Regions from separate parts of the Homo sapiens genome. Here region 2 is linked to region 1. Evidence: chromatin loops called from intact Hi-C (ENCODE). Cell type or tissue: body of pancreas. All regions are shown on one strand. Links, peaks and the distances in the headings refer to the core of each region. The heading gives the core; the rest is flanking DNA.

Region 1 (6,328 bases), core at 575-5,574:
ACTCCACTTCATTGATGAGGTGAAGGAGCTGCTGAGAGACTATGGTCACATAGCAAGTTAGCAGAGGAACTGGGAATAGTACCAGGGTCTAGGCTTTTTCCACTACACTCTACCTGGAACAAAAAAAAAAAATCCATTCATTTAATCAATCAATATATACTTATTGATTATTCTCTATGTCAGGCTCTATTGTATGCTGATAGAAGGACAAACAAAAAAAAGGTCAGATTTGCATTTGGATGCTATTAAAAGAAACCAAATGCAGGGAAACGGACATACAAACACATAATTGTATTAGAGTGTAATAAATACCACAGAAGCTCTAGGAGGACTGTCTAACTCTGCTCATAGGAGGAATGTCCAACTCTACCTTTAATAGGTTCCATTTGATCTGGGTTTAAAAAAAAAAATAGGCCGGGCACGGTGGCTCATGCCTACAATCCCAGCACTTTGGGAGGCCAAGGCAGGCGGATCATGAGGTCAGGAGATTGAGATCATCCTGGCTAACACCGTGAAACCCCGTCTCTACTAAAAATACAAAAAATTAGCCAGGCATGGTGGTGAGCACCTGTAGTCCCAGCTACTCGGGAGGCTGAGGCAGGAGAATTGCTTGAACTCAGGAGGTGGAGCTTGCAGTGAGCTGAGATCGCTCCACTGCACTCCAGCCTAGGCGACAGAGTGAGACTCCATCTCAAAAAAAAAAAAATAATAATAATACTAGGTGTGGTAGAACAGGATGGGGAAGGTTATTAAGGGAAAAGGTGAATGGCTGGTGCCTCCAAAGCTGGGTACCCTTGTTTCCTGCTCTGTGACTAAAGATTCTTAATCACATATTCCACCCAAACCCCAGCAGCTTGCCTCAGGAAATGGAGGAATCAGTCCCGGGAGCCCAGGATTGCTTAACTCAAAAGTAGCCAAGACAGGAGACTCATAATGTGGGGCCAGGTTGCCTTATAAACATCCCTGGAGCTTGCCTACCTGGGCTACTACGAACTGATTAAAATGTCATCATATGAATGGTGTTTGTTATTGCTTCTCAGCCTTTTGGTTAAGATCAAGTGTAGTATGAATGGTGTTTGCTGGATTCAGGCAGTGTTCAACCCTCACTTATCACACAGAGTGGCCCGAACACTTCATTTTGATCAATGTATAAAATTTATTTTTGTGACAAGTAAAAGAACACTGCAGGTCTTTTGACATGGAATAAAGTGAGGTACAAATTGCTGTGGGTAAGAGACAGTTGGGGCCAAAGGAAGATCACTGGTTTATGGAGACTTGGGAGAATCTGCCTCCTAAGAATAAAATAAATCAGCCAGGGGCAGTCAACAGTCCTTCCTTCATCAAGAAATGGCACAGAAGGGCAGCCAAGAGGTTATCCTATGAGCATTGTTATGTCACAGTAGGAATTGGAGTCGGGGGGAGGGGACGGGGTTGGGGGGAATTACCATTAGCAGTTGAAGTGGTAGGAAATTTTTACATAGGAGAGTATGGTGATCATATTTGCATTTTAGAAAATAATGGATAGCAGTTTGTTAGGGGAACAAAGGACAGAGACAGGGAGACTATTTAAAACATTAATAAAAAATACCAGTGACAGATGATGAGGCACCTACCTGATGGGAATGGAGAAGAGGAGATGGATTCAGAAACTACTTAGGAGGTACAGTCATCAAGATCTAGATGACTAATTGCATGTAGGGGGTAAAAAAGTAGGAAGAAGAGAGGATGATGACTCCTGCATTTCTGGCTTGGGAAAGTGGTTAGATTGTGGGCTGGATGTGTGCATGATTATGTGTGTGTAGCTGAAAAGGCAATTTAGCTTTGCAACTGTTGAAGTGAATATGGACCATAGACATAGATATCCCTAGGTAGCTGAATATGTAGCCTGCAAATCAGGAGAAAATTCTAGGTGAAGATGGTAATTGCGAATCATCAGAGTCTATATGGTAAGTGGGAGTGGATGAGGCAGCCCATGTAGACAGACCGCAGAGGGAGGAGAAGGCCGAGGACCAAACTTGCAGAACACCCACATGTGAGGGGCAACCAAAAGCAGCTGCCTGTGAAGGAGATTGAGGAGTCAAGCCACACAAACTCAAAACTGTAAACATCATTGGGAGCCTTAGACAGTCTAGCTCAGTTGGAGTTGGATTTGACTATATGTAACAGAAACCCAACTACAGTGTACTAACAGACTTCTTATTCAGAGGCAGGCAGTCCAAGGCTGATGCCCAAAGAAGCCATCAAGACCCGTGCTACTTCCAGCTCCTTCTGTCCTCATAATCATAGATGATTGCTCCACATCCAGGTATTAAGCTCTTATTCCAAGCAGGAAGGGGAAGGACAAAGGGCAAAAGGCATTTGCCAAGTCTCTCCCTTTTTATGAGGAAAAACAATCATTTTCTGATAAGCCCTATTCACTGGACTAAAACCTACAACCCATTGGCCAAGATTGGGTATATGAATATATCACTGCATGAGTACCAGGGCAAAATGAGTATTTTTTTAAACTTTTTGCTTTGGAATAATTTCAAATGGACAAAATTTGCAAAAGTAGTACAAAGAATTCTTGTATTTTTTCACCCAAAATTTCCCAATACTAACATTTACCACAATTACTTTATCATTTTCTTTCTCTCTCTCTCATGCATGCGTGATGCTCATTTACTTCTAGTTTGGTATGTGCTTCCTAAAAATAAAGACTTTCTCTTACATAACCACAGTACAATGATCAAAATCAGAATATTAACACTGATACAAGGCTATTATTTAATCTACAGCTTTTGTCAATTGTCCCACTAATGTCCTTTATAACAGAGAAGAAGCTTTTTTTCTGGTCCAGGAACCAATCCAGGACCAAACATTGCATTTCGTTGTCATGTTGGTTTAGTCTACTTTAACATGAAATAGTTCCTCAATCTGTCTTTGCCTTTCATGTTGTTGGTATTTTTGAAAACTGAAGTCCAGTTACTTTGCAGAACATCCCTTATTTGGGTTTGTCTGACAGTTCCTCAGGATTCAGGTTAGGTATTTTTGGCTAGAATACCACAGAAGTGATGCTGCAACCTTCTCGATGCATCATGGCAGAAGCTACCCTATTTTGACTTGTTCTGTTACTAATGATATTAGCTTTGATAACTTGGTTAAGGTGGTAAGGTAGTATCCGTCAGATTTCTCTACTATAAAGTCCCTATTTTACCCTTTGAAATTAATAAGAATCTGTGAGGAGAGGCTTTGAGATGATATAAATATCATGTTTCTCATCAAAACTTCACCCACTAGTTTTAGCATCCATTGATAATCCTTGCCTGAAACAATAAGATGGTAATTTTCTAATTCTGTCTTTCCATGTATGAGTTTGCCTTGCACCATATGGAAAGCTTTCCTTTCTCCACTTATTCATTTATTTCCGTACGGACTCAAAGATTTTTATTCTACTTGATAAGTTACAACCCATTACTATCAGAGTTTATTTTAACATGGAATTGTCCCAGATTGGCCATTAGGAACCCCTTTAAGCTGGCTCTGTGTCCTATTGACATGTCCCCATCATTCTTTGGGGACTTTTCTTATTGAGATTATTATTTTTAACAGGGTACATTGCTACCTTGATAAAATCAGCCTTCTGTTAATAAGGAACAAAAGGAGAAACAAAAATTGTGTGGGCAACCAGAAGTGTCTACCACACCTAGCTCCTCACCAGCCAAGAGGTGGTGGCTTGAATCCAGGCTGACAGCCTTGCTTTTTTCTAACATAACAACTTTGTGACTACATTCCAAAAAGAGCCTTGAGGCCATTTAATTCCATCCATTCTTCTCCTCACTGTAATCCTTTATCACTTATCCAAACTGAGTGCTCCTAGAGCCAGGTCATCTGTGTTGCACAACTCCTGGAGGTGCCATTCATATTGCAGACTATGAATGATGTGCTAGAACAGGAGCCAGCAAATTTTCTTTCTTTCTTTCTTTTTTTTTTTTTGAGACAGGGTGGAATGCAATGGTATGAACACAAGGCTCACTACAACCTCTACCTCCTGGGCTCAAGCGATCCTCTCACCACAGCCTCCTGAGTAGCTAGGACTACAGGTGCACACTGACATGCCTGGCTAATTTTTTTCTTTTTTTTTTTTTTTTTAAGAGATGGGGTTTTGCCATGTTACCCAGGTTGGTCCTGAACTTCTCAGCTCAAGCAATCTGCCCATCTCAGCCTCCCAAAGTGCTGGGATTACAGTGGCATGAGCCACTGTGCCTGGGCAATAAACTTCTATAAAGGGCCAGATAGGGCCAATAGTCTCCACTGTGTGGGCCACACAATCTCTGTTGCAACTACTCATTTCTGCTGTTGTAGTGGGAATGCAGCCATAGACAATGTTTAAATGAGCGGGCATGGCTATGATCCAAAAAAACTTTATTTATGGACACTGACATTGAACTTCATATCATTTTCATGTATCATGAAATGCTCTCATATTCATTTTTAAAAACCCATTTAAAATGTAAAAATTATTCTTAGTTTGCGAGCTATACAAAAATAAGCAGCTGGCTAGATCCGGCCATAGTTCACCACCTCCTGCTCTGTTCAGTCTGAGCCATCTTGTGCGGTGCTCCTGCCTCTGGAGGTCTCTTCTCCCTTACCCTAATCTCCAATCTGCTATCCTGCTCTGGGCTTCCTCTCCACCTTCTACCTTCTTCCTTCCCAGATCTTTCTTCTGTGCCCTGCTTTCATTCAATTGTATATAAACTTCTTTCCACTTTTAACCTCCTGGCTCATTCCTTGCCTTAACTGAAAAGTAACTGTAATCCCTAAGGAACATGATTCCATTGCTGAATTCTAGAAAGGATGCTACTCATTTTCCCATGCCCCACAACCCATGGGTATGGAAAGTGGTACTGGCGCTCTCCACATTCCTCAATCCTACTTCTAAACCTTTAGCTCTTCCAACCTCCAGCAAAACTCCCTCCTCCTTTGATGCTCTACCATCTGAGTCTTTGAGCAATAGCTAACATATGCTGAGCAATATCCTGAGCAAAACCAGGAGACAGGTACAATTGTTATCCCCTACTTTGCAGAGGCAACGAGGGGTTAAAGTCACACAGCCAATAGTAAATGGCAGAGCCAGGATCTAATCCCAGCAGTCCACACTTACTCCCAAGATGTTACACTGCCTTTTCTCTATGACCACATGGATCACCATCCTCCATTCAAGCCTCTGAATTCCATTATCTCCTGGATCAGTTAGGTACCTGGGCGGAAACAGGTGCACATTCAGCCTGAGTCATTTGAAAAGGATCTAGTCAAGGAAATATTTACAAACGTGTAGAGCAGTGTTGCTCAACCTTTTGTCATTATCTCCTTATTTCATCCTAAGAGAAAAATTTAAATTTCCCTTGACAAAATTTTGGTGAGTAGGGTTGAGCTTTGGAGGCCAACAAACCATTTCATATCTAAGATTGTTTTGCTCCCCCAGACTAATTTTCACCCCTTTAGAGGCAATATTACCCCCATTTAGAATGTAAGAATGCATGGAGAGGGAAACCATAGTGATACCACAGCCCTCCAGGCTAGTGACTGAGATACCATCTCAAGGCCAGAAGTGGTGAGGGAGGGAGGTATTACTGGAAGTCGGAGACATCTGAGAGCTGTGACATTCTGTCAAGAGATTGGTATGGCCCCAGGACTGATCCATTCTTCACACTACAGTGAAAGTCATCTTTCTTTCTTTCTTTCTTTCTTTCTTTTTTTTTTAGAGATGGAGTCTTGCTCTGTCACCCAGGCTGGAGTGCAGTGGCCTGATCTCGGCTCACTGCAACCTTTGCCTCCCGGGTTCGAGTGATTCTCCTGCCTCAGCCTCCCGAGTAGCTGGGATTACAGGCATGCGCCACCATGCCTGGCTAATTTTCTGTATTTTTAGTAGAGACAGGGTTTCTCCAAGTTGGTCAGGCTGGTCTCAAACTCCCGACCTCAGATGATCACCCGCCTTGGCCTCCCAAAGTGCTAGGATTACAGGTGTGAGCCACTGCGCCTGGCCGAAAGTCATCTTTCTAACTGGAAACAGTGGGCGCCTTTGGAAGACAGAACTGGATAGTGGAAACAAGCAGGAAGAAGACCTTTTCAGCTTTTGAAGGCTGTACAATATGCATGTATCATCTAATTTTAAAATAAAATGTAATTTTAAAAATTGACCTAAAATGCAAATATGGTCATTCTTTCTCATGCTCAAAACACTTCAGTAGCCCATCTGCCACCAAGTTAAAATCCAAATTCATCCACATGTCACACAAGGCCCCCGGCATATTTCTTTAGCCCATCTCTGCCACTCTCCACCTCAAAA
Region 2 (6,328 bases), core at 380-5,379, 91 kb before region 1:
TAATTCAGAGTAGAAGCAGAATGGTCTCTAAGTACAAGAAGCAGTGAGATCCTGTCAAAGGAAGCATCTACCTGGTTCTGAACACAGAAATTTCCATTGGAAACACTGTGCAGACAAGGAATGCCCCTAGACGACACCCTATCACACTAAAGCCGGGGTGTTGAAATGAGGCAGAGTCAGGTAGTCTGAACACACCCGATTTCTGGTCAATGCTTCCTTCAGCCTCAGAGAGGAAGTCAAGAGCTAGATGTTTCTGTATTTTGGCCAACCCTACAAGGCCAGCTGGAGAAGGCCCCCTGCAGCATCTCATCCCAGATGGAAGGAAAGGCACCCGAGCCACCAAGCCTGACATCATGCCAGGAAGATGGTCCTTCAGGATGGGTCATCTTTGTCCTCTCCAGGCCTGTTGTGGGAGCTGTGAGCCTCCTGGACCTGCTGGACCGCTCTAACAGGAGGTGGTTAGAGCCCCAGCTTAATATGGCCAAGGTTTGTCTTCCATTTACATGAGGATCACTGGATATCCCCCTTTTATAAAGTTCCTGGATTACACACTGCACCTCCCACCCCTGGTAGCTGGTGCAAACATCTGCCACCCAGGATCCATGCAGATCCAGTCTCACACACATGCATACACACACACACACACACACACACACACACACAACCTAAAAGCATCATTCCCAGAGCCAGAGCCTGCCACAGCCTCCTACAGGCAGCCCAGCTCCTGTTCAAGGTGAGGTCTAAGAGTTCCCAGCAGAACAGGGCCTGTCCCAAGGACATGAGCTATAACAAAGCCAAATTGTTTCACACTCTAGTCTTGACTAAGGAGCTCTCATTTTTCCATCTGGATGTCCAAAGCCACACTGCAGGCTGGCAGTGGATCCAGGCTAGAATGGACTTCTACTCTGAACGTAAGACACTGTTTCCATCATTCATTATGAGATACAAAATCTACATTCAAATGTCTCAGTCTGTAAAACTCCAGGCTAGTGGTTCTTAGCATTTTTAGGGTCACAGACTCCACTGAGAAATTGATAAAAACCAAAGACTCTTTGCCTGGTCAAATGTACTTTCACATAAAATTGATGGCACAGTTTTAGGGCTTAAAAGAAGCCCTGAAAACCATCCATAAATGACTAAAAGCCTCTTCCCTGGTCACTGGATTGTAAAGCAAGAGGGCACTTCCTAACCACTTTGCACCTGCCCAACTTCAGGTAATCTCAGTTAAAACGTCTCTTGTGTTAGGGTAAAGCACCAGTATTTCCTGGACTGGTCAAGAGTTAAGCCTGCAAGTAGCAGAAACTTCCTGGCTCACTTCTATGTGCTGGCAATGGGCAACATCTCTCAGCAGCTATGATTTTTTTTTTTTTTTTTTTGAGACGGAGTCTCCCTCTGTCGCCCAGGCTGGAGTGCAGTGGTGCCATCTCAGCTCACTGCAAGCTCCGCCTCCCGGGTTCACGCCATTCTTCTGCCTCAGGAGCGAGTAGCTGGGACTACAGGCGCCCGCCACTACGCCCGGCTAATTTTTTGTATTTTTAGTAGAGACGGGGTTTCCCGTGTTAGCCAGGATGGTCTCGATTTCCTGACCTCGTGATCCGCCAGCCTTGGCCTCCCAAAGTGCTGGGATTACAGGCGTGAGCCACCGCACCCGGCCTGCAGCTATGATTTGTTGAGCGGTTACTACATGCCAGGCCCAAAGCAGGGCTCCCATGCATTTTTGTCCTTTAACCCTTAAAATTACCCTATAATTGCAGGATCAATGTTTCCATTTTACAGATGAGGGCATTAAGGCTCAGAGAGGTGAAGTGCCCTTCTCAAGAAGTCCTGCAAGCTGCAAGTATGCCTGCCAACGCACTAAGGGCCCATCAATTGCACCAGGCATGGTCAGCCCGAGCAAATGCCTTCCTCTAAATTAGTAGGACTGGGCTAAAATCCCAGAGTACTTGGTGAGAGAGTTGCTAAAAATTTTGACTGTTTGCAAACTGGGATTGTCTTCATTTTTATTTGCCTTTGGACTTCCTGTTTAGAGATGAAAACAAGCACAGAATTTTCCGGAGGCCTACTCTTTCTGAATTTGTAATAGAACTACAAAAAGAACACTAATTTCAAGGAAGCCTCCATCTCCTCTTATAGATAAGATGTGTGTGTGATGAATGAAAACAAAAACTTAGCTCAGTGTGGAAGTTGATCATCAATAATGACATCAACTCAGCTTTAGTCACATTTAAAAAAAACTAGGAGTCTAACAACTGCATTTTAAAATAACAGTGACTGAACAAGCTTGGTAAGTAAGATCATTAGACAGACATTTAGAGAGTGACTTAGCCCTATGCCTGGCACTGTTCTATGCCCTGGCAATGCAGAGGTGGTAAGGCAAGGTCCTCTCCACAGCAAACTCATCATTAGCAGGGGAGGTGGGGAAGACATGTGATTAACTGGAATAACAATGTGTTAACTGCTTTACCAGTGATTTGACTGAGGTGCCAAAGGCCAGAGAGCAGGAAGTGAGTAATGCTGGGGAAAGGAGAGGAAAGGCCTCAGAGGCTCAGGGAAGGTCTCAGGAGGTCAGGGAAGGAAGAAGAAGATCTCTCCAAGTCCAGAAGGGCACTGTGGATGGAGGACACAGCGTCAATGGGAACCAGAGGGAAACTCATTAGAGACGAGAGCTGGCTGAGGTGCAGGCTCCATGTGTGGCAGGAGGAGATACAGGATGGGAGCCAGAATAGGAAGGCGGTAGCCACATGCTGAAGGCCTTGGTGGCTGGGCAGTGGCTCACACCTGTAATTCCAACACTTTAGGAGGCCGAGGCAAGAGGATTGCTCAAGCCCGGGAGTTCTAGGCTACGGTGCACCACGCCGATCAGGTATCTACAGTAGGTTTGTCATCAATATGGTGACCTCCCTGGAGCAGGGGACCACCAGGTTGCCTAGGCAGAGTGTACCAGGCCAGGTCAGAAACTAAGCAGGTCAAAACTCCCATGCTGATCAGTAGTGGGATCATGCCTGTGAATAGCCACTGCACTCCAGCCTGGGCAACATGGTGAAATCCCATCTCAAAAAAAAAAAAAAAAGGCCTTGGTCAACTATGAGGAGTCACCAAGAGGTTTTTTTTTTTTTAATGGAGAAAGGACTCAGTGACATTTATATGGTAGAAAGATAGCTGTGGCAGACGCATGAAAGGTAGAATTTACCTGGGAGAAACCGTAAGCAAAAAAATGGAAGAGAAAGTCTCTGCAATTACTTTAAGCCAAGGACGAGGAAGGCTGGATTCCAGATATTCAAAAACAAACATTCCCACAGCAAACCAGCAGGGTCAGATGGTGACAGGGAAGGCACAAAGCAGAAAAAGAAATGCCTCCGAGGTTTCTAAGTGGAGCCGTCAGTCAACGATGATGCCGGTCAGAGAAAGGAAGCCCAGGAAGAAGAGCCAGTCCCGAGGTAAGGAGACAACAAGATGATGAGCTGTGTTTTGGACAGGTTGATTTTGAGGTGGCCAAAGGAGAGTAGGTAAATCGTCTGCAGATGACAGCTTTAGAAGATTATAAGCATAAAGCATGAAGAAAAAGAGACAAGAACTAAGGATAGAAGCTTAGGAATATTAATTTTAAAAAGGAATTGAAGGAGAGAAGAGCTAGCAAAAGATACTGAGTATGAACAGTTGAACCTGGGCTGTGGTCAAGACACCTTCCAAGAAGTCAAATACCAAAAGCCACAGAGAGGTAAGGGAGAATAAGACCCAAAAGGAAGGCCCTCAATCAGGCTGTTAGAAGTTCCTTACTGCGTTTTCAATTTCAGCAGAACCTTACGGGATTTGGGAATGGAAGCCGAAAGTTGATACTACTCTTTGAAGAATTTTAACCAAGGATGGAAGAAAAGAGATCATCCACCCTCGTGACAAAGCCTTCCTTTGTCATGGAGGGAGTGTGTGACCTATTACATGCCAGACCATGTAACCTCACCAGCCTCATCACGTCACGCCTGTGTTTGAGTGAGGCAGGTGAAGAGGGACATGCCTATACTGTGGCTAACGTCCAGAACTGGCTAATGATCCTCATTGCTAGTACCGCCAAGTATTCATAGTTCAGGACTTAAATTGTCCTAGAAAATGTAGGGTAAAGACTACTGCTCAACATTCCAGTGAGAGGCTGAGACTTCAGTGGCCCATCGGAAGAGGAGACCTATTTACTAAGAAAACACAAAACCAGGCCAGGTGCAGTGGCTCATGCCTGTAATCCCAGCACTTTGGGAGATCAAGGCAGGAGACTGTTTGAGCCCAGAAGTTCAAGACCAGCCTGGGCAACATAGTGAGACCCCAGTTTCTGCAAAAAAAAAAAATAATTTTTTAAATTAGCTGGGCATGCTGGCATGCACCTGTAGTCCCAGCTACTCAGGAGGCTGAGGCAGGAGGATCATTTGAGCCCAGGAGATCGAGGCTGTAGTGAGCTATGATTGTCCCACTGCACTCCAGCCTGAGTAACAGAGTGAGACTTCACCCAAACCAAAAAATAAAAATAAAAAGAAGAGAAAACATAAAACCAACAGTGCAAGTGGCAAATATACTGCTGTTGATAATTTTGGTAATACCAAGTTGAAGGTTCCAGGAAGCAAGCATTTTCAGACACCACCGGTGAGGATTTACAGTAGCACAACTTATCAACAAGTAACTCAAAAAAAAGGGGAAGAAAAACCTAAAAGATTGCAGACACTGTAGCCCAGCGATTCAACGTACACAAACTTATTCTATAAAAGTCACAAGGATATCTGCAAAGATTTATCTACAAGCATATTTATCATAACTTTGTTTATAAGAGTTTAAAACTGGAAACAATGTAAATTTCCAACAACAGGAAATTAGTTAAACACATTGTTATACATCTCCATAGGATACAATACTCGGCAACCATTTAAAATGTTAAGTAGGCTGAGCATGGTGGCTCATGCCTATAATCCCACCATTTTGGGAGGCCAAGGCGGGAGGATCACTTGAGCTCAAGGGCTTGAGACCAGCCTGGACAACATAGTGAAACCTCATCTCTGCAAAAGAATTTTTAAAAATTAGTCAGGCATTGTAATCTCAGCTACTTGGGAGACTGAAGCAGGAGAATCACTTGAACCTAGGAGGTGGAGGTTACAGTGAGCCAAGATCACGCCACTGCACTCCAGCCTGGGCGACAGAGTGAGACTGGGTCTCAAAAAAAAAAAATTAGTCAGGCGTGGTAGTGCACACTTATAGTCCCAGCTACTCAGGAGGCTGAGGTAGGAGGATCACTTGTGCCCAGGATGTTAATGAGCAGTGAATGCATCACTGCACTCCAGCCTGGGTGACAAAGTGAGACCCTGTCTCAAAATAAAATAAAATAAAATGTTAAACAGGCAACTATTTAGCAACCCAGAAAAAACGGTCACATTATATTATTAAATTTTAAAAAATAGTTCACAAAAGATAATGAGTACATTAAATATGTATATATATATACACACATGCACTCATACACACTCAGACAAAAGACTAGAAGAATGGACACCAAAATAGTAACACATTCAAATGAAAGAGGAAGAATATGCACCAAAATAGTAACAGTATCTAAATTTCTGGATGGCACAATAATGGGTGGTTTTAATTTACTTTTTGCTTCTCCGTATTTTCCAAAATATTTATAAGAAACACTCTATAGCTTTGGTAATTAAAAATAGTCTGTTATTTTTAATATAATAAAAATAGTTTCATATAATTAAATAGCTTAATATAATAAGATAGTCTTTTTAAATATAAAAGTAATAGAATCTGATCATTTAAAATCCAAAAAGTATTAAAGCATATTAAGAAAAAATTAAAAGTGTTCCATTCCCCTAATTCCTCCAAATCAGATTCCCCATAAAAAAAATCACAGAGGCCTTTGTTACATTATTGTGGATTTTTTTCTATCTAAATATATGTATACATTAAAAGTAATTTAAAAGATTTTTTTTAATTTTAGATAGTAGAAGACTAAGATCAGGAATCAGCAAGCTTTTTCTTTTTTTTTTCTTTCTTTCTTTTTTTCTTTTTTTTTTTTTTGAGATGGAGTCTCACTCTGTAGCCCAGGGTGGAGTACATTGGCACAATCTCGGCTCACTGCAACCTCCACCTCCTGGGTTCAAGCGATTCTCCTGCCTCAGCCTCCTGTGTAGCTGGAATTACAGGCGCACACCACCATGCCCAGCTAATTTTTTGTATTTTTAGTAGAGAAAAGGTTTCACCATGATGGCCAAGCTGGTTTTGAACTCCTGACCTCAAGTGATCCACCCGTCTCGGCCTCCCAAAGTGCTAGGATTACAGGTGTGAGCCA

Evidence for each region. A loop is a pair of places that touch in the nucleus more often than their neighbours do. Peaks named below come from ENCODE experiments on the same cell type or tissue, not always from the same donor. Only the 100,000 strongest peaks of a DNase experiment are listed, where the experiment ranks them.
Region 2: a loop joins it to region 1, with 2.3 times the contacts of the local background. A loop is called at or near these places in 10 of 110 quality-filtered maps.

What each region holds. Positions count from the first base shown.
Region 1 is chr2:65,451,637-65,457,964 of GRCh38, reverse strand. It overlaps LOC105374780 (a long non-coding RNA gene), which reads left to right and starts at 1,440. Exons shown (of 5, transcript NR_187891.1): 1 at 1,440-1,660; 2 at 2,205-2,305; 3 at 3,983-4,082. LOC124907784 (a long non-coding RNA gene) reads right to left here and starts at 447. Exons shown (of 2, transcript XR_007086495.1): 1 at 1-447. In body of pancreas, for the core only: no CTCF peak of the experiment used is centred there; no DNase peak of the experiment used is centred there.
Region 2 is chr2:65,542,128-65,548,455 of GRCh38, reverse strand. It overlaps the pseudogene RN7SL635P. Among named protein-coding and RNA genes, the nearest start is that of LINC03050, 57 kb to the left of the region's middle. In body of pancreas, for the core only: no CTCF peak of the experiment used is centred there; no DNase peak of the experiment used is centred there.